Regions from separate parts of the Mus musculus genome. Here region 1 is linked to region 2. A link is a loop called in an ENCODE intact Hi-C map of the cell type or tissue named here. Cell type or tissue: left cerebral cortex. All regions are shown on one strand. Links, peaks and the distances in the headings refer to the core of each region. The heading gives the core; the rest is flanking DNA. Region 1 holds the start of Gm41909 (a long non-coding RNA gene). Region 2 overlaps Dis3l2 (DIS3 like 3'-5' exoribonuclease 2).

Region 1 (12,201 bases), core at 1,593-9,592, 54 kb before region 2:
CTGGGCACTGAGGAGTGTGGCTTATCAGGGGCATGCACTGCCTATTACTGCCTTGATCTCCATAGTAGGACTGCAAGTCTAGAGTTCACTCCAGCAGAGCAAATCCTCCTTCGGAGCATTCTAAATTTGATACTATCTAGAAGTTTGTTCTTAGCCCATACTGCATGGCTCTTTGTCCCAGCATGCCCTCAACAGTCCCATCTTAGTATATATGGATTTATTTATGCTCCCCAATTTAGATTTGAGAAGCTTGTGATACTGTATATAATGTAATGACATTCTTAAAATTAGGAAATGGGGCAAAACATATCTTTGAATAGAAAAATAGGTAGAAGCTAGAAACCACAAATGTCTTCTGGGAGATGGGTTTTCTGAGTTTCCTGAGTCAAAATAAAGACAGAATCATAAAGCATAAAATAAAATAAAAATAAAGCATAAAAATGTATGCATCTGTGAGATTAGCTCACAAGACTGTTTCCTTGTATTATACCAACTTTATCCATAAGTATACATAAAAGAACACTGCTTAGACTGGCTCCTGGATCCATCAGCCTTCCTGCAGTTAGCAGCATAGCCCCCTGTTGGCTTCTTACAATGTCTCTCAGGCTGGGCCTATGTGGTGTTAAAGCCTCCTGTAGGTCAAAAGTTACACTGGAGGTCTGTGTAGAATGTCTCATTACAGGCCATTGATCTCCAAAGGCTCTTCCTTGCAGAACCCAGCTTCAGGAAGATGCTGGATGACAGGAAAGAGCCAGGGAATGCATCTGGCAAATGCATCTGGCAGGACTGCTGGTACCGACTTAAAAGCACTAAGTCCCGTAATTAGGAGATTGGTCCAGCATATATAAATTGAATTTTTTCTTTGATAGATTAGAAAATCAACTTGAAGTTATCAGTGTTCTATTAAGAGCATGTAGGAAAGTTCTTCAGTGTTGAGGATCAAGCCTTGAGCAAGAGCAGCTGTTCTGTCACTAAGCTACATCCTCATCCCCTCACACAGTAAGATTTTTAGCATACTGTCTGTGTTACAACTAACCAACTCTGCTATTGTGTCAAAAAAGTATGCCTGTCCCAGTCAAACAATATCTGAATTTATGTAAGTGAATTAATATAATTCTCATGTGCCATGAAATGATTCTCTTTTGATTTGTTTTCAACCATTTAAAAATGCAAAACTGAGGCTGGAGAGATGACTTAGCAGTTAAGAGCACTGGCTGCTCTTCTAGAGGACCCAGGTTCAATTCCCAGCATTCATAAGGCAGCTCACAAGTGTCTGTAACTCCAGTTGTAGAGGATCTGACACCCGCTTTTGGCTATGACAGACATCAAACACACAAGTGGTGCACCTACAAACAAGCAGGCAAAGCACCCATAACATAAAATAAAAATTAAAAATGTAATAAAATGCAAAAGCTGATGTTGGCTTTCAGGCTATTTACAAGCAGGTGGCAGGCCAGAATATCACTTGTTCAGCTTACCTTCTCAGTAAGACCCCTGAGTACTATTCCTTGATTTTCACTTTAATTTAGACTTTACGTTCCTGGCTTAAGAGCAGATCAAAAAGATCATGGTGGAATAAACTAGAATTTTACTCAGAAAATAACTGTGGGAGAGCAAGGGGGAAAAAGCCATTTATAAACTAACCACAGAAGTTGTACTGTATTGCTGATGACTGGGTCTGTTTCAGGCTGGAAATGTTCTCGTAGGCATTAGCATTCGTTCATTGTGTTCTTAGAAATGAATGCCCCAGAGCTTCTGGAGACATTTACAAAAATACAACTTACTAGTTAATCCTCCAAGTAAATTAATAAGCCATGCCCCACCCAAGCTAACAGCATTTTTTATTTTGACCTTGAAGGACTTTCTTTCAGCATCTTATGATGTCATTATGATGAAATAAAAGGACCACAGCATCCCTGCTACCCTGTGTGACATGTCAGATTTAGTTGCACAAGTACTTTTTATTGAGTACTCAGTGTTCATAAAGCATTTGACTAGGTTTTATGGAGGAGACAAAAATGAGCAAGGAGCAATGTATCTTTCCTTTACCTTGTGAACTAGGTTTGAGGTCCTCCCCATTGTACAGTTTATTACTGTATAGTGAGAATCAATTTAATCCTCCTGGGGCTTTCTATTACTACACATCCAATATTTCATTTTATACAGTCAGAACGGCTAAGATTTAAAAACTAAATAAATGAATGAATGAATGAATGAGTAAAGGAAACAAATGCTAGCTAGTGTGGATGGAGGAAAGGGGAGCACTTTGCTGATGGTGGGACTGCACACTGCCTCATTCACTATGGAGATGAGTGTGGAAGCTCCTCAGCAGGCTAGATGTAGATCTACCACATGGTCCAGCTCTACCACTCCAGGACAGATTTCCCAGGGATTCTCAGTCCTTAGTGCAGAGAAAACTGCTTATCTGTATTCATTATTGCTTTATTCACAACAGCCAGTAATGGGGAAGAGCCTAGAAGACAGTGAACTAATGAATAGAAAATGAAAATGTAGTAATACACACAATGAAATATTAAGCTATAAAGAAAAATGAAATTATGAAATTTGCAGGCAAGTGGATGAATCTGGAAATCTTTTTGGTATAACCCAGTCCCTTGTAGACAAATGTTATATGTTCTTTCATATATATATACATTTTAGCTTTGGGTCTTTAGATATGTGTGTTTAAATTAGAGTACCCATAGAAGTCAAGAAACTAGTAAAGGGGCCCTGAGGGGAAGATTTCAAGAAAAAGGAGAGAGAATACAAGTACTGTAGAGTAGGGGAAGGGAACAGTGGAACAGGCAGGGTTAAATGAGAGTGCTAGGAAAAAGGCTGGACAGATGACTCAGTGGTCAAAACAGAGGACCAAAGTTTGTTTCCAGCATCATGTCAGGTTGCTCCCAGCTGCCTGTAATGGCAGCTTCAAGGGACCCAATGCCTTCTTCTGGCCTCTGTTGATACTACATTCATGTAATACACTAATACACTCAGGCATACATAATAACATCAAATAAATACATCTTTTTAAAAATGGGGTAGATGTTAGAAGGACAGGGTAGAGAAAGGAATATGGGAAAGAATAACAGACTTTTGAAATTGCCATATGGAAACATATTACTGTAGAATATGCATGTACATATATACATAGATAGATAAAAAGAGTTGAAATGAAGTTATTCTAGACCCTCCCCCACATACAAACATTAAAGGCGCATTGCTCTTGGTCGCCTCCAGAATTCATAGGACTTGGGAGATCAAGCTAGTATCAACCTGGAAGCTTCATCCCACTGGCTACCTGTGGGTATAAGGATAAATTTTTCAAATGTAGTTAGGGATTATGCTGGTTTAGTAGATCCTGACTTCACTATCCATAGATAGTTAGGTTTCTAGTACTAGGCATGCTTTCTCTCTAGTTGATGGCCTTGGTGCTCAGTTAGAGAGCTCTTGTTTACCATCAAGCTATACATGCCATTACTGCACCTTTAGTGTTAATCTTGCCATGATGTTCATTGTTGTTGTTTATACGCATCATAACTCCCTCTCCTGCAGGCTCACTGACAGTAAGATAGAAATTCCTCTGCTGCTCTGTGCAGTAGGCAGCCTACACATCTACATGCTGTATACCCATATAGCTAAGTAGGACTTTTGTTTGCTTCTCTTCCTTGGAAACTTGCATAATGCCCTCTGGTATAATGAAAGCTAGTTCCAGAGAGGAGGTTTTCCAGTCAGATCCAGCTCAGGTCCTCTTAGTCCTATCTGAAGTATATAGTGTCTTCAGCTTGCTGTAGTGTATGTATAGAAGCCATAGCAAAATTTTCACGGGTAGATCCTCCCCTTCCACCTTTTTGAAGCAGGGTCTCTCTTTTTGTTTCTGTCATACTGTGCACCCCAGGCCAGCTGACCCATGAGCTTCTGGGCAGTTCTTTTATCGCATATTCCATAGGAGTGCTGGAGTTATAGATGTGTTTACCACATTCAACCTTTTGTGTGTGTTCTGAGTGAGGCAGTTGGCTGTCCCAGGGACACAAACTGTGATCTGGAATGTTTCTGATATGGTATAATAGAATTATATTATGCTTAGCCAGATTAACTATTTGGCCCCATTTTTTTAATAACTATTCCTGAGTCCTGTCCCTGTCTCAGATACCACGTAACATTCTTTGGCATACTCTGTTTACCTGAATGAGAGAGGGTGCAGAAAAGTATCTGTAGCTGATCCTTGAAGGACCTGATCCCATCCCCATTGACAGGGAGGCCACAGATCAAACCTCCCTGCTGCCTGATGGTACCTGTTCTCTCTTGGGGCAAGGAGAAGTTTGAGTCAAGTCACAAAGAGGAAGAGAATGGTGATCACATCTCTGACTCTCCTAGCCTCACATTTCTCTCTCCTTATGTGCAAAACAACTGTTCTTTAACATTCTGTGACAGTGGATTATTTGTGATAATTCTGTTTTCCATCTTTCCTAGGAAAGACTGTATCTTCACCATTGATCCATCAACTGCTCGCGACCTTGATGATGCCCTCGCCTGCAGGCGGCTCACTGATGGTAGGATAGACATTCCTCTGCTACTCTGTGCCGTAGCAACCTGCACACCCGTGTGCTGTACACCCATGTCAGGCTTCCTTGTGCTGTTTCAGCAGCCTAATGGGCAAGGACGGGGTTGCTTCAGTCCCGAAATTGGCTATACAAGCTAAGTAGAGTGGGGTGGCAGCAGACACTACCTCCTAAGACATGGTTGTCTAGGCCTGACTTGCAGAAGCCCCTCTATACCATGTAGCTCTTTGTCTATTAAAAAGACTGTGAGGGCTGGAGAGGTGGCTCAGTGGTTAAGAGCACTGACTGCTCTTCCAGAGGTCCTGAGTTCAACTCCCAGCAGCCACATGGTGGCTCACAACCATCTGTAATGGGATCCAATGCCTTCTTCTACTGTGTCTGAAGACAGCGACAGTGTACTCACATACATAAAATAATTCTTAAAAAAAAAAGATTGTGAATGGCCAACTGACTTTTCAAAAAGTCAGGGTCTCAGTCATGGATGATTGTAGTAGACAGAATAGTAGCAGCTGATTGTCGAAAGACTTGGAGACAGTGTGAGGAAAAAACCCCTAACAGTTCTCTCCATCCCTGCAGATACATTTTCTAGGTATGTCTGACCCTTTTCTTAGGGGTGCCTTGGTGACTACTATGACATTTATTATTCTTGAAGATTACTTTAGACTAACATGGCCTTTGATGGTGTACCAGTGAGGTATGCATAACTTTTTATGTTTGTCTGCCACAGAGCATTGATGGCCTACCTTCAAAGTATTCACCCCTCATCTTCTTCTGGTGCAAACCTCAGTGTTTCCTTCTCTGTTGCAATAAATAGTGATGATTATCAGACAGAAGCTAAGAGACAGAACATGCTGCCTAAAACTGCTTAGCTTCTTTTAGTAGGAGCTCTCTCCACCCACCCCACAAATAATCCTGTGCATAAGACTCATGCGTGCTAGGCAACACTCTGTTACTGAGCTGTATCTTCAGCACAGTACTCTCAGTTGTGTTTCTATAATCTAAAATTAGGACAGCCTATTTACAAGAGCAAACTTTGGCCCAACGCCTTACATTCTGATTACGCTCTGCTGTGCACCTCTTGCTTGAACAAGCCTCCTCTCTCTGCAGATCCTACTCTCTAAAACACCAATATGAACAGTACCCAAGGCAGAGACCTGGTGATGCTGGGCCTTCATCTCCTGGGGTTATTGCTCCTCTCTGTTAGTGGTTGAAAACAGCTGTTCCGTTTATTCTCTCTAGTTTTAAGTTGTTTATAGCAGAAGTCTAATATCTGTTTCTCTATCTCTGATAGCCTCAAACTCTTGAACTTGCAGGGAGAGCAGGGAGCTAGCATATGTCCTTCCTCACTCACTCTGCAGGGCCACTTCACACTTCTGCTATGCAAGTGTGAGGGCAAAGGTTTCATGGAGAAAATGCTGCAAGAAAAGCAGATGAGCAGCAAGTAATGTTCTTTATTTGTCAGACCATACAAAATCACATAGACATTGTTCTGCAGGAATTCAGCCACAGCAGGGAGAAATAAGTTATCAAAAGACTAAAGGAAAAGGAGAAGAGGTAGGCCAGGAAAATGCCAGAAAAAGTCACACGTATAGGCATACAGACCTGGACTGGAGATTATAAGCAAGATCCGTGAGGAGTGAGGTAACAGAGACGAGAAAGAGAAGAATCTGTGGAAACAGGTGGCAGAAGGGACAAAGAAGAGACAGAGGTGGGTCATCCTGGATGGTGGGGAAATATCCACAGGTAGAAATTGGAAAGTCAGGAGGACATGCTGCTGGTTTTGATCAGGCTACCACATGGAGTTGCCTGTCTCATAATAAGCATTTATATGAATTACTGCTAACCTATTTTTAAAGGACAAGAGAATAAATAAAGAGTAGATGGTGTCATAAAGCTATAGCAGGAGAGCCCTGAGGGGAGACAAGCAGCGTACCTAGTACAGAGATTGAACCTAACCTCCTAGGAAGATGGGATCATAGGCCATTTTCCTCTCTGTCCAAATTTTATAATGTGGTAATAGTAGCTTTATAATGAAAAAGCTTTGTAGTAAAAAATTATGAGGTGACAGGAATCCCAAGCTGCCCAGAAGTCACCCATCGCACCAAGTGATCAGAGCCTTCCTTCTATGTGCTTGGTATTTCTTGCATTCCAGAGAGACAGTTGACATCTGTGCATCTGGCGGGGCAACAGCATAAGGAAGAAACCAGCGAAGTCTTGGGAAAAGCCGAGGTAGTCAGTCAAGCATTTTTATGGTGGCACTTCCACAGTTGGCCATTGGGACAGCTGGATCTGCCAGGATCATTTATCCAGGGAGATGAAAAGCAAATAGGCAAGTCCAGTTTGGATTGGGATGGCCTTGGCTAAGTTCAGATTCCATTAGTTACCAGTTCATGTCAGTTCCTACTTAGAGGAAAATATTTACTGTTTTAAAAAGCAAATAATGTTTTCTGGCCATATTTATATAATCTGTGTTTATTTAAATAAAATACTGTATAAAAGGTATGTTTTTCTTTGGTCTCACAGAAATCATCTGAATGGCTATTGTGTGAAAAATCAACTCTACAGACAGATAGAGCTTTCCAATGCTCACACTTCCTTCCATAGAGTTCCAGGGTACACCCAGGTCTTTCCTATCAGGTGCAAGATACAGACAATCAATTGTGTAACATGTTAAATTTAACCGAAAGGAGGAGGAGGTGTATCCCCACCTCCCTTCCAAAGCAGAGCTTCTACCATGCATCTGATCTGGGATTCGCTCCTTTAGCCCCAAACACACCTAAGGAGAAGGAGCACTCCCCAGCAATGTGGATTCTTCACTTTGCATAAGAAAATATTTAATAAAAAGTGGTATTGTAATGATATCCCAGAATCTAAAGACAGTAAATCCCAGTTCAGTATTTTATGATTGTAACAGATTGCTTGCAGCACACCTCACAGTTGACCTCACATTAGTCTGGGAATACCACAGTTGTAAGCTCACCCTCTGGTTTCTTAATAACTCTTGCAGCATTCACTTTATTGAATATCCAGATTGCATTTGAACTTGTTACTCCAAAGGCAGTCTGTTCTGCCATAAGATTGTGTGACTCTTAGGAAATCCTCCCCTGAAAGAATCAGAAATACTGTTGTTATCTTTCTGCAATGTTTCATTTGTTAGTCCTGTTAATGCTCCTCAGTGCCCTGAAGCACAAATACAGTGTCTCGTGTGAAAATCTTTCCAAACAAGATCTATCATTTCTCTTCTGAATCACATCTCAGCTAAGGAACCTAAATATCCTTTCATGTTTTGTGGCTGATTTCTTAGTGTGAATCCACTCACCACGTCATAGAGTCTTTCTGCCTCTGAGAGGTCTACGGTGTATGACTCCCTGCCTGGCAAGCTCTCCTAGAAAGTTCATCTTTACTGAAAGAATTGGGATCTGGATAATATGTACCCATTTTGTTCAGTTATTGCTTTTCCATGGGTGTCAAAGACCATACTGTCAGATAGATGGGTTCTTTAGCAAACTGTCAGGCAGAGTCTTTAGCTTTAGTTGATTCTGGAACCCCACAATTCTGCATCTTGTTTTGTAATTTGAATTTTCTAAGGTTTGCTCTGTCATTGAACATGGCTGGGCTGTCCTTGCCAGGCCTTAGAAGTGAATGAGCAGGAGATGGGAACAGCTGCTAATGAACTTGGGCTTTTTTTGGAGAGATGAAAGAGTTCTGAACAATTTTGTGAAAATGTTAAAACCACAAAGGAAAGATGAATGAGTGAAGAATGGATGAATGAGAAAAATTAATGAACAAATCTTAATCCACTTATTTTTGATACTTTATGGAGATTAGAATTTAGATTTTGTCCATGACTAAGCAGGGATCTTAATGGGATGTCCATCTGGGTACCTTATAGTCACATCCTTATTGCCATTCTGATGGGAGTAAGGTGGAATCTCACAGCTGGTATACTTTACATTTCCCTGATAACTCAGGATGTTGAACATTTCTTTAGGTACTTCTTGGCCATTTGAAATTCCTCCATTTTATATTATTTGTGACTATTGAGAAGGGTGTTGTTTCCCTAATTTCTTTCTCAGCCTGTTTATCCTTTGTGTAGAGAAAGGTCATTGACTTGTTTGAGTTAATTTTATATCCAGCTACTTCACTGAAGCTGTTTATCAGGCTTAGGAGTTCTCTGGTGGAATTTTTAGGGTCACTTATATATATACTATCATATCATCTGCAAAAAGTGATATTTTGACTTCTTCCTTTCCAATTTGTATCCCCTTGATCTCCTTTTGTTGTCTAATTGCTCTGGCTAGGACTTCAAGTACAATGTTGAATAGGTAGGGAGATAGTGGACAGCCTTGTCTAGTCCCTGATTTTAGTGGGATTACTTCCAGCTTCTCACCATTTACTTTGATATTGGCTACTGGTTTGCTGTAGATTGCTTTTATCATGTTTAGGTATGGCTCTTGAATTCCTGATCTTTCCAAGACTTTTATCATGAATGGGTGTTGGATTTGGTCAAATGCTTTCTCAGCATCTAACGAGATGATCATGTGGTTTTTGTCTTTGAGTTTGTTTATATACTGGATTACATTGATGGATTTCCGTATATTGAACCATCCCTGCATCCCTGGGATGAAACCTACTTGGTCAGGATGGATGATTGATTTGATGTGTTCTTGGATTCAGTTAGCGAGAACTTTATTGAGGATTTTTGCATCGATATTCATAAGGGAAATTGGTCTGAAGTTCTCTATCTTTGTTGGGTCTTTTTGTGGTTTAGGTATCAGAGTAATTGTGGCTTCATAGAATGAGTTGGGTAGAGTACCTTCTGTTTCTATTTTGTGGAATAATATAAAATACCTTGGCGTGACTCTAACTAAGGAAGTGAAAGATCTGTATGATAAGAACTTCAAGTCTCTGAAGAAAGAAATTAAAGAAGATCTCAGAAGATAGAAAGATCTCCCATGCTCATGGATTGGCAGGATCAATATAGTAAAAATGGCTATCTTGCCAAAAGCAATCTACAGATTTAATGCAATCCCCATCAAAATTCCAACTCAATTCTTCAACGAATTAGAAAGGGCAATCGGCAGATTCATCTGGAATAACAAAAAACCTAGGATAGCAAAAACTCTTCTCAAGGATAAAAGAACCTCTGGTGGAATCACCATGCCTGACCTAAAGCTGTACTACAGAGCAATTGTAATAAAAACTGCAATGGTACTGGTATAGCGAAAGACAAGTAGACCAATGGAACAGAATTGAAGACCCAGAGATGAACCTACACACCTATGGTCACTTGATCTTTGACAAGGGAGCTAAAACCATCCAGTGGAAAAAAGACAGCATTTTCAACAAATGGTGCTGGCACAACTGGCTGTTATCATGTAGAAGAATTCAAATTGATCCATTCCTATCTCCTTGTACTAAGGTCAAATCTAAGTGGATTAAGGAACACCACATAAAACCAGAGACACTGAAACTTATAGAGGAGAAAGTAGGGAAAAGCCTTGAAGGTATGGGTACAGGGGAAAAATTCCTGAATAGAACAGCAGTGGTGTGTGCTGTAAGATCGAGAATCAAAAAATGGGACCTCATAAAGTTGCAAAGCTTCTGCAAGGCAAAAGACACCGTGAGTAAGACAAAAAGACCACCAACAGATTGGGAAAGGATCTTTACCTATCCTAAATCAGGTAGGGGACTAATATCCAATATATATAAAGAACTCAAGAAGGTAGACTCCAGAAAATCAAATAACCACATTAAAAAATGGGGCTCAGAGCTGAACAAAGATATCTCACCTGAGGAATACCGAATGGCAGAGAAGCACCTGAAAAAATGTTCAACATCCTTAATCATCAGGGAAATGCAAATCAAAACAACCCTGAGATTCCACCTCACACCAGTCAGAATGGCTAAGATCAAAAATTCAGGTGACAGCAGATGTTGGCGAGGATGTGGAGAAAGAGGAACACTCCTCCATTGTTGGTGGGATTGCAAGCTTGTACAACCACTCTGGAAATCAGTCTGGCAGTTCCTCAGAAAATTGGACATAGTGCTACCGGAGGATACCACAATACTTTTCCTGGGCATATATCCAGAAGATGTCCCAACCGGTAAGAAGGACAGATGCTCCACTATGTTCATAGCAGCCTTATTTATAATAGCCAGAAGCTGGAAAGAACCCAGATGCCCCTCAACAGAGGAATGGATACAGAAAATGTGGTACATTTACACAATGGGGTACTACTCAGCTATTAAAAACAATGAATTTATGAAATTCCTAGGCAAATGGATGGACCTGGAGGGCATCATCCTGAGTGAGGTAACCCAATCACAAAGTAACTCACACAATATGTACTCACTGATAAGTGGATATTAGCCCAGAAACTTAGTATACCCAAGATATAAGATACAATTTGCTAAATGCATGAAACTCAAGAAGAACGAAGACCAAAGTGTGGACACTGCCCCTTCTTAGAATTGGGAACAAAACACCCATAGAAGGAGTTACAGAGAGAAAGTTTGGAGCTGGGACGAAAGGATGGACCATCTAGAGACTGTCATATCTGGGGATCCATCCCATAATCAGCTTCCAAACGCTGACACCATTGCATACACTAGCAAGATTTTGCTGAAAGGACCCAGATATAGCTGTCTCTTGTGAGACTATGCCGGGGCCTAGCAAACACAGAAGTGGATGCTCACAGTCAGCTATCAGATAGATCATAGGGCCCCCAATGGAGGAGCTAGAGAAAGTACCCAGGGAGCTAAAGGGATCTGCAACCCTATAGGTGGAACAACATTATGAATTAACCAGTACCCCGGAGCTCTTGACTCTAGCTGCATATGTATCAAAAGATGGCCTAGTTGGCCATCACTGGAAAGAGAGGCCCATTGGACTTGCAAACTCTATTTGCCCCAGTACAGGGGAACGCCAGGGCCAAAAAGTGGGAGTGGGTGGGTAGGGGAGTGGAGGGGAGGGTATGGGGGACTTTTGAGATAGCATTGGAAATGTAAATGAAGAAAATACCTAATAAAAAATATATTAAAAAAAAAAGAAATTCCTCCATTGAGAAGTCTCTGTTTAAGTATGTACCTCATTTTTAATTGGGTTTTCTGGATTGTTGGTGTCTGTCTTGAGTTCTTTATATATTTTGGATATTAGCCCTCTGTCAAATGTAGAGTTAGTGAAGATCTTTCCCCAATCTGTTAGGCTACTGTTTTATCCTAATGATGATGTCCTTTGACTTACAGAAGCTTTTCAGTTTCATGTGGTCTCATTTATTAATTCTTGACCTTAGTGCCTGAGCCATTTGTGTTCTGTTCAGGAATTTGTCTCCTGTACCCATGAATTCAAGGCTATTCCCTGCTTTCTCTTCTATTAAATTTAGTGTATCTGACTTCAAGTTGAGGTCTTTGATCCATCTGGACTTCAGTTTTGTGCAGGTTGATAAATATGTATCTATTTGCAGTCTTCTACATGCAGACATCCAGTTAGACCAGCAGCATCTGTTGAAGATGCTCTCCCTTTTCCATTGTATGGTTTTGGCTTCTTTGTCAAAAATCAAATGTCCATAGTTATATGGGTTTATTTCTGGGTCTTTGATTTGATTTCATTGATCCACCTGTCTGTTTCTATACCAAGATC
Region 2 (12,201 bases), core at 2,647-10,646:
TATCCTACCTCAAGTCAATAGAAAAGAACACTGTGTCTGAATTTGCTACCAGGGGCAGACCTGAGAAATTAAAGATGCCTGATCTAATGTGCTTCTAGAATATGGGGGTCATAAAAGAAACACTAGGAAAATGTGAACTCCAACATTCACTGGCCTTTGAAGTTTCTTTTGAAAGCAGGTATATGGAACCCAGACCTTCTGCTCAATGAGGGCTAGAAGACAGGTGTAAAAGAGGCATGGGTCTGCAAGGGTGCTGAGCCTTCCTCCAAACCACACCAGATAGGAAGTATGAGGGCTGGTACTGTAGACAGGGTTGTGGGGCAAGGCCCACTGACCACACTCTTCATTCTGTGGTGACCCAGACCCAGTGACCACATGAGCGATAGATCATTTGGTAAGCCTGGGGATGAGGTAACATCTCTCCTTCACAGTCAAGATGCCCGTAATGAAAGGTTCAGTACCACACTCTAGGTCCAAGGGCTGACAGTCTAGGACACTAGAGTGGAAAGCCTAAACTAAGCTTGAGACCAGGTAGGAGGTCAGGGTGCCATAGAAGGCCCTGGAAGCAAGAGCCCAGGTGAATGAAGAAGAGCATGTCCAAAGCTTGTGTGGCTGAAACCCCAGGTTTAGTTTGCAGGTTGTGAGGGCTTATCTTGGTATAGAGGCAAAAGGTTGGAAGGAGTGGTACCGGAGTGGACAAAGCTTTGCAATCTTCCTTAGGCTACTACAATATCCTGCTTTCTGAGGCAGGCACTGTCTGCTATGAGAATGCTGCCCCAGTGTATTTTGTGATTGTTGTTGGTTTTTTTTAATGTGGGTATTTTCAGCACCTGCAAGAACATTTCTGCATCCCTGGAGCTAGTGCTGATGGCACTCTCCTTTCACATCAGCACTTCTCTCTCCTTTTCTCCATCCTTCCCTGCTCTTCATCAGTAAAAATGCTCCCATTGCAACCTGAAAATAAGCCCCTGTCTTCTGGATCTGTTAATGCCCCTCTCACACATCTGCTACATTGAGCAAGTCAAAGCTGTTCAGCTGTGCCTCTCCTCAGAGGGGAAGCCTCTTTCTCTTAGTACAGTGACTACCTTAATCCCAGTCCACTTTGTCTTATTCTGGGGCCTTCTAGAATAAGGCCATTATTGTTTCCCCATTAGAAGCTGAATCTAATTCCTTTATATAATTTCTTCATCTCCTCTGGCCACATGTCCTGATTAACCCCAAAAGTCCAATCTTTTTTTTTAATATTTTTATTATTATGTATTTTCCTCAATTACATAATTAGAATGCTATCCCAAAAGTCCCTCAAACCCTCCCCCCCACTTCCCTACCCACCCATTCCCATTTTTTGGCCCTGGCGTTCCCCTGTACTGGGGCATATAAAGTTTGCAAGTCCAATGGGCCTCTCTTTCCAGTGATGGCCGACTAGGCCATCTTTTGATACATATGCAGCTAGAGTCAAGAGCTCCGGGGTACTGGTTAGTTCATAATGTTGTTGCACCTACAGGGTTGCAGATCTCTCTAGCTCCTCCATTGGGGGCCCTGTGCTCCATCCAATAGCTGACTGTGAGCATCCACTTATGTGTTTGCTAGGCCCCGGCCTAGTCTCACAAGAGACAGCTATATCAGGGTCCTTTCAGCAAACGCTTGCTAGTGTATGCAATGGTGTCATCATTTGGAGGCTAATTATGGGATGGATCCCTGGATATGGCAGTCTCTAGATGGTCCATCCTTTTGTCTCAGCTCCAAACTTTGTCTCTGTAACTCCTTCCATGGGTGATTGTTTCCAATTCTAAGAAGGGGCAAAGTGTCCATACTTTGGTCTTCGTTCTTCTTCAGTTTCGTGTGTTTTGCAAATTGTATCTTATATCTTGGGTATACTAAGTTTCTGGGCTAATACCCACTTATCAGTGAGTACATATCATTTGAGTTCTTTTGTGATTGTGTTACCTCACTCAGGATGATGCCCCTCCAGGTCCATCCATTTGCCTAGGAATTTCATAAATTCATTCTTTTTAATAGCTGAGTAGTACTCCATTGTGTAAATGTACCACATTTTTTTGTATCTATTCCTCTGTTGAGGAGCATCTGGGTTCTTTCCAGCTTCTGGATATTATAAATAAGGCTGCTATGAACATAGTGGAGCATGTGTCCTTCTTACTGGTTGGGACATCTTCTGGATATATGTCCAGGAGAGGTATTGAAGCATGACTTACGGAAACCAGCTCTCCCCCTGCATAGCCATCTGTCACCACCATGCCTCAGCCCTCATCTTCTGTTCTTGCTACTGAGGGGTTCTTTAAGCCTAACAGGGACTTGTCACTGAAACTCCATACATACTTGGTCCCTTCCTTGAAGACCCTTCCTCTCAGATCTGCGAGCAGGAAGCATGTATATCCCTTGTGATCCAGCTAAAATGCCATTTCTTCCAGGATCAAGTCCAGAACCTCACACTGAAACCCAAGCCTTGTGATGTTCTTAGTGGTGACATTCTTATTCACGTAGTAAATATTGAATGGTATTTGTTGCACTCAGATACCATACAAGGTATTGAAAATCTCAGACATTTCCCCATCCAGACAGAAGTCCATCTTTCCTAGTTGTAGTTGTCTATTCTCCCTTTCCCCTGGCTGCATGTTTTAAATTTCTTACAGTAAAGGCATATTGCAACTTAAAAGCAAAAGTCATTTTGAGACATTTTCGCCTGTTTTTTAATAAGTAGATGAGATATTGGAGTGCATTTGTAGGCTGAGTGAAAGACAGACAAAGTGAGGAAGGAGTCACAGTTTGGGAGCCTGGTAAAGAAGGACTCAGCCTATGAGAGCAATGAGTTCCCACAGGACAAGGGTCAGCTCTTCTCCTACCTTGACTAGAATAAAGGGAGGGGCTGGGAATGGGGCTCAGTAGACCATGGGAAGGTGATTCGATGCTCCCTGTCAGGTTCCCCAGGGGTAAATGTCATTTTCCCTGCACTCCAGGGCCAGTTCTGTTCCATTCTGTTCTCCTGCCAGACTCTTTTTTTTTTTTTTACAGTTTTTTTTAATTAGGTATTTTCTTCATTTACATTTCAAATGCTATCCCAAAAGACCCCCCATACCCTCCCCCCCATTCCCCTACCCACCCACTCCCACTTCTTGGCCCTGGTGTTCCCTTGTACTGGGGCATATAAAGTTTGCAAGACCTATGGGCCTCTCTTCCCAATGATGGCCGACTAGGTCATCTTCTGAAACATATGCAGCTAGAGACACGAGCTCTGGAGGTACTGGTTAGTTCATATTGTTGTTCCACCTATAGGGTTGCAGACACCTTTAGCTCCTTGAGTACTTCCTCTAGCTCCTCCATTGGGGGCCCTGTGTTCCATCCAATAGCTGACTATGAGCATCCACTTCTGTGTTTGCCAGGCATCGCATAGCCTCACAAGAGACAGCTGTATCAGGGTCCTTTCAGCAAAATCTTGCTGGTGTATGCAATGGTGTCAGCATTTGGAGGCTGATTATGGGATGGATCCCCGGGTATTCCTGCCAGACTCTTAAGCCCGGACCAGAGTTTTACGTCTTCCTCATAGTTCAGTGCCCTCTACCCAGAAAACACTTTGCCTTGGTTTTCACTGTTCTGTTTATTCCTGTTGCTTAGTGAGATGGTGGGCCCCAAATAAGCATGTGCATCCCCAGCAGCCACCCCAATCCTATGAACTTGCATGCTGGGAGTTGTGGAGTGTCTCAGGTAGCCCTGCCATGCTTCCCCACAGAGCTGCTCTTCATTTCCTTAATGACCCCTGTGGACTTTCATACCATTAACCTGCCAGATGCCACCACTGAAAAGCTTGTATTCTTCCTGGGCTACTGTGGTCCAAAGCAAGACTCCCACAGTGCCATGTAGCTTAAGGCTTTCGCTAAAAGCAGTGCTAGGTGCTGTGTTTCATACCTAGGCACCCTACTAAATACCTGAGAAACTCCAGGAGGAAGTAGCTTCAAAGCCTAGTTCTGAGAATCAGAAATTGTTCCCATAATCTCTCCTCTTAGTCACTACAAGGGGCAGAGCCTAGCTGTTTTATTTCAGGACTGTCGGTGGGACCTCTGTAGCAAGGGAGGGATGGAAGGAGCTGCTGTTCCATATCCCTCAAGTCCCAGTTTTCCACTGAAGACACCAGCCAGCTAGATGGCTTCCCTAAGGTCACATCAGAGGAGCAACGGAACTCAGTTGTGAAGCAGTGAAGCTTGAGGATGAAAAGCAGAATCCAAAATGAAACATTTTCAAGATATGAAATGAGGTGTTTGTTTCAGTAAGCAGCAGAAAAGGTTATGGTGTGGAGTGTCTTTTCAAGGACAAGGGGCTTTATGAGCTGGCTTACAATGGACCTGTTCAAAGGAAGGCTGGGGTACTAGGTTCACCAGGCAGAAGGTATCTGTGATGTTTCCTGGATCCAGAATTCCCCCACCCCCCACCCCCACTGCTACTTCCCACATTCTCCTTCTTTCTCCCTCCCCTCCTCCAGTTTCCTTTCTGTACAGAGAGATGAGTCCCAAACATGAGCCTTTAATGGGGGACTTTTGGGATAGCACTGGAAATGTAAACGAGGAAAATACCTAATAAAAAATATTTAAAAAAAAAAGATGCCTCCTGCCAGTCTTGAGGACAGTGGAACACTTTGAAGATTATACCTGCTTGAGTACCTTTACCCACTGTTACGGGAACACAATTCCTATCTCCTGGCCACAGCTAGAGTTTCGGCTCCCTCTAGCCCAATGGTTCTCAGCCTTCCTGATGCTGCAACCCTTTGATACAGTTCCTCATGTTGAGGTGACCCCCAACCATAAAATTATTTCATAGCTACTTCATAACTATAACTTTGGTGCTGTTATAAACCCTAATGTTAGCAACCAACATACAGGATGTCTGATATAATCCCAAAGGGGTTGCAACCCACAGATTGAAAACCCCTGATCTAGATGCTGTATGTGGCAAAGATTTGGTTTCCTCTGCTTCCTTGTCTTTGGTTTAGAAGCTTACATAGCTGTCATCAGATCAGGATGGGAAAGGACCTAATCTCTCTTGAGACTGAAGGACAAGCCAGTGAGTGATAAGATTGTATAGTTAATTCCAGCTTCTTCTCTATGCAGACTCTACCATGTGCACAAACTGACTTAGAACCCAAACAGGCTGGCTAACTTGGAACCAGCCAACCTGTGTTGCTGGGCTTCTAAGGCACTGGTCCTTTCCCAGCCACTGGTGGTCTTGACACAGCAAGAGCAAGCCTGTGAGATGAAAGGAGCTGCTGCTGGTGGGAGGCAGCCTTGCCACAGTTTCATTCTGCCCTGCTGTCTTTCTCTTGTTGTCAGTCTCATTCTGTCACCTCAGGCCTCAGTTGAGAGAGGGCCTAATGAAGGAGGACCCCCAACCCTGCCCCCTGCTTATATGAAGCCACCCCATAGTTTCTGACTAGTTAGTCACAGGTCATTCCATAAGGAATCAGCTTTCCTTCCATCAAGCAACCTCCTGCCCTTTGCTGTCCCCGCCTCTCCACCTCTGCCCAAGTCATTTTCAGACACTTTGTTCTTGACACCTTTTACTGTCCTTTTGGCCAGGATGGCTGGGATGGCCAGGACGGCCATGTTGGCTGGGATAGCCATGTTGACCAGACTAGCCTTGCCTTCATAGCTTTAAGAAGCAGCAGCAATCTGCTGCCCCCAGGCACCACCACCACTCCAGACAGCCTGCTTTTGTTCCAGTCAGGAAAGTGCTTCTTTCTGCCTTCCAGGCTTTTTGAACTAAAAGTTCTGTATGAGGAAGCCCAGAGGTTCAGAACTCATTTCACATCTAGTTATTTAAAATTTAAAATTAGCTCTATTAGTAGTTTTTTGAACCAAATATGTCTCAATGAGTTAATATTTTTCAGAGAATAATTTTTAAAAAGTTCATGGAATAGGACGGAGGTCCAAAGGTTTCTTCACGCCTTTATATCTATAAATTGTAGAAATGAGGTATAATTGTAGAAATATATTTGAGGTATATTTTGATTCTCATCATCTACGTTACGACCTTCCGCTAAAAAGAAAAAAGTGTGTGTGTGTGTGTGTGTGTGTGTGTGTGTGTGTGCGCGCACACACACATCCACATGAATCCACTATATATATATATATTTTTTTTACTCTGAACCTTCAGGTATGGACCTAAGAGTTTGCATGATTCTTGAGTATTTCCCACCTGATTGCCCAGCTTCCCCTGGTGTGTCAAAGTGATGCTCAAAGGCTGTGTACCTGAGGCTGGGACCAGCAGCACTGAGTAGGTCAGGAGGGGATACCTCCTTAGATAATGGGTTTCTCAGCCATGTGTCTTCAGTCTGTGGAGAGACTGTGCTTAAGCTGACATTCTGAACAGTGGCACCCCACAGTATGTGCTAGAATCCTGTGTAGAGTTCAGTGTGGCCTGAATCCTGTGGTTATGCAAAGGAGGCAGGACACGATCTCCTCAGGGGTACTGTCCATGTGTTCCCTCCTCCTTTTTTTTTTCTACCTTTTCCATGAAAAGCCCTTTGTCTTCTGCCACTGGCTCTGGTTATGGACTTGGTGTTGATGTGAGTACAGTTTTCAGATTGGAAATTAATGAGGTGTTCCATTGAGAGAAGCCTGACTTCTACCCTGGCTGGCTGCTCCCAGGTTTCCTCCATGTGGGTCTTTGCTGCTTTCTCTGTGGGCAGCTGCCCTTGGCTGGCATTCTTCTATTGGCTTTCCCCAGAGGTACTTTCAAGACTGCTTTCCCAGGCTAGAAACTATTCTAGTACATGTCAGCTGTGCCTCCCACAAGTCCCAAGCCATGGTAAAGCCAGACAGCCTTGGCTGAGAAGGGAAGTTCGAAAAGGCTCTCCTTTGTATGTTTGTGAAGAAGGGATGAAGGGCAAAAGAGGAAGGGAAATCAGGTAAAGATGCTATGGAAACCAGCACCTAAAGTAGAAAGTTTGGTAGTGTCCATGTGGGCATTGGAGAAAGGCTGTCTTGACAAGAAGGAAACAAAGAAGCAGAGGTACCTATTAGGTAGAACAGGTGCTTCTAATAAGATAGTGTACTATTAGTAGGCATGTAGCCAGGCTCTGGTGAGGAATAGTAGGCAACATAGGGTGACACATGGCTGCTAGTCAGGGCTCAACAATCAGAGGGGACTAAGGAAGCAACTGATGTGTAGAGCCAAGACATGTGGGCATGTAGGCAGAAGAACATCTAAGAGCTTTGTACAGCTTACTGTAAAGGTTTGTGCATAAAACTTAGAATGCTCTGAGCACTCATCAGATTCTACAGCTGTTCTTGCTCCAACTTTGTACAGCAGAAATCTGCTAATTGTGTAGTAGTTACCTTCACTTGAGTGTCATGTACTAGGAAGGAGGATGCAGGCCACAGGAGGACAGATATCAAGACCTGAGTGTGGGGAGGAGTTCATGAGCTAGCTCACTGGGAGGTGTAGGAATGAAAAGGGTGGCACACAATGTAAGCTGCCACCATCTGTCAGCAGGCTGAAAACAGACTGCCTAACACACATGTACACAGGACTGAGCTGAGGGAGAACTCATTTGGGAAGAAAATTAAGAAAAGAAAGAAGCATAGTGTCCACACTTCAGTCTTCATTTTTCTTGAGTTTCATGTGTTTAGGAAATTGTATCTTATATCTTGGGTATCCTAGGTTTTGGGCTAATATCCACTTATCAGTGAGTACATATTGTGTGAGTTCCTTTGTGAATGTGTTACCTCACTCAGGATGATGCCCTCCAGGTCCATCCATTTGGCTAGGAATTTCATAAATTCATTCTTTTTAATAGCTGAGTAGTACTCCATTGTGTAGATGTACCACATTTTCTGTATCCATTCCTCTGTTGAGGGGCATCTGGGTTCTTTCCAGCTTCTGGCTATTATAAATAAGGCTGCTATGAACATAGTGGAGCATGTGTCCTTCTTACCAGTTGGGGCATCTTCTGGATATATGCCCAGGAGAGGTATTGCTGGATCCTCCGGTAGTACTATGTCCAATTTTCTGAGGAACCGCCAGACGGATTTCCAGAGTGGTTGTACAAGCCTGCAATCCCACCAACAATGGAGGAGTGTTCCTATTTCTCCACATCCACGCCAGCATCTGCTGTCACCTGAATTTTTGATCTTAGACATTCTGACTAGTGTGAGGTGGAATCTCAGGGTTGTTTTGATTTGCATTTCCCTGATGATTAAGGATGTTGAACATTTTTTCAGGTGCTTCTCTGCCATTCGGTATTCCTCAGGTGAGAATTCTTTGTTCAGTTCTGAGCCCCATTTTTTAATGGGGTTATTTGATTTTCTGAAGTCCACCTTCTTGAGTTCTTTATATATGTTGGATATTAGTCCTCTATCTAATTTAGGATAGGTAAAGATCCTTTCCCAATCTGTTGGTGGTCTCTTTGTCTTATTGACGGTGTCTTTTGCCTTGCAGAAACTTTGGAGTTTCATTAGGTCCCATTTGTCAATTCTCGATCTTACAGCACAAGCCATTGCTGTTCTGTTCAGGAATTTTTCCCCTGTGCCCATATCTTCAAGGCTTTTCCCCACTTTCTCCTCTATAAGTTTCAGTGTCTCTGGTTTTATGTGAAGTTCTTTGATCCATTTAGATTTGACCTAGTGTGGACACTATGCCCCTCCTTAGAAGTGGGAACAAAACACCCTTGGAAGGAGTTACAGAGACAAAGTTTGGAGCTGAGATGAAAGGATGGACCATGTAGAGACTGCCTTATCCAGGGATCCACCCCATAATCAGCATCCAAACGCTGACACCATTGCATACGCTAGCAAGATTTTATCGAAAGGACCCAGATGTAGCTGTCTCTTGTGAGACTATGCCGGGGCCTAGCAAACACAGAAGTGGATGCCCACAGTCAGCTAATGGATGGATCACAGGGCTCCCAATGGAGGAGCTAGAGAAAGTACCCAAGGAGCTAAAGGGATCTGCAACCCTATAGGTGGATCAACATTATGAACTAACCAGTACCCCGGAGCTCTTGACTCTAGCTGCATATGTATCAAAAGATGGCCTAGTCGGCCATCACTGGAAAGAGAGGCCCATTGGACACACAAACTTTATATGCCCCAGAACAGGGGAACGCCAGGGCCAAAAAGGGGGAGTGGGCGGGTAGGGGAGTGGGGGTGGGTGGGTATGGGGGACTTTTGGTATAGCATTGGAAATGTAAATGAGCTAAATACCTAATAAAAAATGGAAAGGAAAAAAAAAAAAGAAAAGAAAGAAGCTACGTCTCTAGAGAAAACTTTTTTTTTTTTTTTTTTTTTTTTTTGGTTTTTCAAGACAGGGTTTCTCTGTGTATAGTCCTGGCTGTCCTGGAACTCACTCTGTAGACCAGGCCGGCCTATGCCTCCCAACTGCTGGGATTAAAGGCATGCGTCACCACTGCCCGGCCAGGGGAAACTTTGAGACCACAAGAATGAAGAGGTCAGAGCCATTTTCCTTATGAAGGAGGCTGAGGCTCCATTCAGGAATTGTGGGTATGCTCGGATCTCAAGCCTGGTCACTTGGATGGCTTCTTGTAGAGACCTTTAGCTGCATCTGTCTCCAAACTGCTTCCCAACCCCTGGAACGGGCTCTGAAGCTGTCCTTGCCTATAGCATGCAAGGCCTTGTGAGTACCAGGTATGAGGCCTGATTGCTAGAGAAGACAGGATCTCATAGAGTCTCTTGCTATTTGCAATAGGGATCATTCTTGGAATAATCCGAAAAGTAGAGTTTAAGAAATTTTGAAGAAAAAAAAATCTAATATTACAGATTCCAGACTTGTTATATAGAAGAAGAAGAAGAGGAGGAGGAGGAGGAGGAGGAGGAAGAAGAGGAAGAAGAAGAGGAAGAAGAAGAGGAAGAAGAAGAGGAAGAAGAAGAGGAAGAAGAAGAAGAAGAAGAAGAAGAAGAAGAAGAAGAAGAAGAAGAAGAAGAAGAAGAAGAAGAAGAAGAAGACGAGGAGGAGGAGGAGGAGGAGGGGGGGGGGAAGAGGAAGAAAGAAGAAGAAGGAGACGGAGAGAAGAAGAAGGAGAAGGAAAAAGAGAAGAAGAAGAAGGAGAAGGAGAAAGAGAAGGAGAAGAAGGAGGAGGAGGAGAAGGAGAAGAAGAAGAAGAAGAAGAAGAAGAAGAAGAAGAAGAAGAAGAAGAAGAAGAAGAGGAGGAGGAGGAGGAGGAGGAGGAGGAGGAGGAGGAGGAAGAAAAGTGAACAGTAGGGATTGGAGAGATGGTTCAGTGGTTAAGAGCACTGACTGCTCTTCTGGAGGTCCTGAGTTGAATTCCCAGCAACCACATGATAGCTCACAACCACTTGTAATGGGATCCGATGCCCTCTTCTGGTGTGTCTGAAGACAGCTATAGTGTACTTGTATTAATAAAAATAAATAAATCTTTTTTAAAATTTTTTTTAAAATAATGTGAACAGTAACTGCTGTTCTCCAAGTGCCCCTGTTGTCATTTTTAAAAAGCCATAGTTCTTTCTTTCATGGAGGGTGATCAATCACAAGGGTCACTGCATACATCTAGGATAGAAGCTGTGTTACATAGATTCGGTGTGTGGAGAGTTGCTGAGTTCCTCTCTTTCCTTCTTTCTCAAAGGTATCAGCCAGGCGTCATAGTCCCATCTCGTGTCTCAGGCAGCTATCCTATCTTCTCTTCCCTCTTTGTGACATTGATGACCATTCATCCAAACAAATGGAAACACTTCCCATGGGCCATTCAGTGCAAGTCTTCCACGTGGCCTTGCTTTGTGCTGGGGAAGAGTGTAGACCTCAGCTGTCTCTTGAATTCTGCTAGGGCCTGGTAGTCTAAACTGCCAGAAGGCAGCAACCTCTGCATTTTGTTCATCCATGTGGCACCAGTCAGTGTTGAGAGAGAGAGAGAGAGAGAGAGAGAGAGAGAGAGAGAGAGAGAGAGAGAGAGAGAGAAGAGAGAGAGAGAGAGGAGAGAGAGAGAGATTAAGTACAGTCTGTCTTTGCAGATCCTTGAAGAGTGGTTTGGCCGCACTATCATCCGTTCTTGCACCAAACTGAGCTACGACCATGCCCAGAGCATGATCGAAAATCCAACTGAGAAGATCCCTGAGGAAGAGCTTCCCCCAATTTCTCCAGAGCACAGCGTCGAGGAGGTGCACCAGGCAGTCCTGAACCTGCACAGCATTGCAAAGCAACTCCGCCGCCAGCGCTTTGTAGATGGCGCACTCCGTTTAGATCAGGTCAGTGAGTCTCTTTTGTTTTATGTGGTCTTGAGTTTGGCTTGTGCCCAAAACTCAAGGGTGAGAAATATCCTGGTGGCCTCTTTCTCTCCACCTATTTCCCCTGCCCCTGCCACACCATGGTAATATGAGTTAGGGTAAGATGGTATCTGTGTACAGAGTTCTGTGACTCCCAGCTGCTCTTACCTGGAAAACCTGTGTCCATGATTGAATTCTCACTTGTAGATGGCATTGCTGTGACAGGTCCCTGGGACAAAGAAGGGAGGAAGGACATATTTTTGGCTTGTGGTTTCAGAGGCTCTTGGAACATAGCTCTGTTGTTTCTGGCCCATAGTTGGGGGGGGGGGTGGCATGTGAGAAGTATGTGGCCCAGTGGAGCTGCTTGTCTCATGGCAGCCAGTAAGCAGAGAGACAGAGGCATGTGAAGGAGCAGAGGCAAGATAGACTTTCCAGGGTACACCCCCAGTGATATCAATGAATCCAACAGCTGGTTCTTTGAGAAGATAAGCAAGATTGACAGACCCTTGGTCCAAGTAGCCAAAAGAAATAAAGAAGGCCCACATTAACAGAGTCAGAAATGAACAGGGAAACATTACAACAGATGCCTAAGAAATTCAGAGTTTCATAAGGGCATACTTTAAAAAACTGTACTCTATTAGAAATGGATGAGTTTCTAGATTCAGCCAAACCACCAAAATTAAACCAAAAAGAAGTCAACAACCTAAACAGACCCATAACAAATAAGATTGAAACAGTAAAAACAAAACAAAACAACAAAAAACTTCCAGCTACAAAGAAAAATCTAGGGCCAGATGGATTCACAGGAAAATTTTACCAGATGTTCAAAGAAGATCTGCACCGAGTTGTCCTTAAACTATTCAAAAAGTAGAGGCAGAGGGAGCACTCCCAGGTCTCCTCTGTGAAGCCTTTATGTCACCAGTTCTCTCCGCTCATGGAGATTACTTCCTCTGCTCCTTGC

Evidence for each region. Peaks named below come from ENCODE experiments on the same cell type or tissue, not always from the same donor. Only the 100,000 strongest peaks of a DNase experiment are listed, where the experiment ranks them.
Region 1: it touches region 2 in a loop (1.9-fold over the local background); 2 of 42 quality-filtered maps call a loop at or near these places.

The regions. Positions count from the first base shown.
Region 1 is chr1:86,926,284-86,938,484 of GRCm38, forward strand. Dis3l2 (DIS3 like 3'-5' exoribonuclease 2) reads left to right here. Exons shown (of 21, transcript NM_153530.2): 10 at 4,471-4,550. It overlaps Gm41909 (a long non-coding RNA gene), which reads right to left and starts at 1,822. Exons shown (of 3, transcript XR_878338.2): 1 at 1,645-1,822. In left cerebral cortex, for the core only: no CTCF peak of the experiment used is centred there; a DNase peak (open chromatin) is centred at 5,540; H3K27ac peaks cover 1,655 bases.
Region 2 is chr1:86,979,104-86,991,304 of GRCm38, forward strand. It overlaps Dis3l2 (DIS3 like 3'-5' exoribonuclease 2), which reads left to right. Exons shown (of 21, transcript NM_153530.2): 13 at 10,989-11,222. Among named protein-coding and RNA genes, the nearest start is that of Gm41909, 57 kb to the left of the region's middle. In left cerebral cortex, for the core only: no CTCF peak of the experiment used is centred there; DNase peaks (open chromatin) are centred at 6,737, 7,217 and 7,438; H3K27ac peaks cover 850 bases.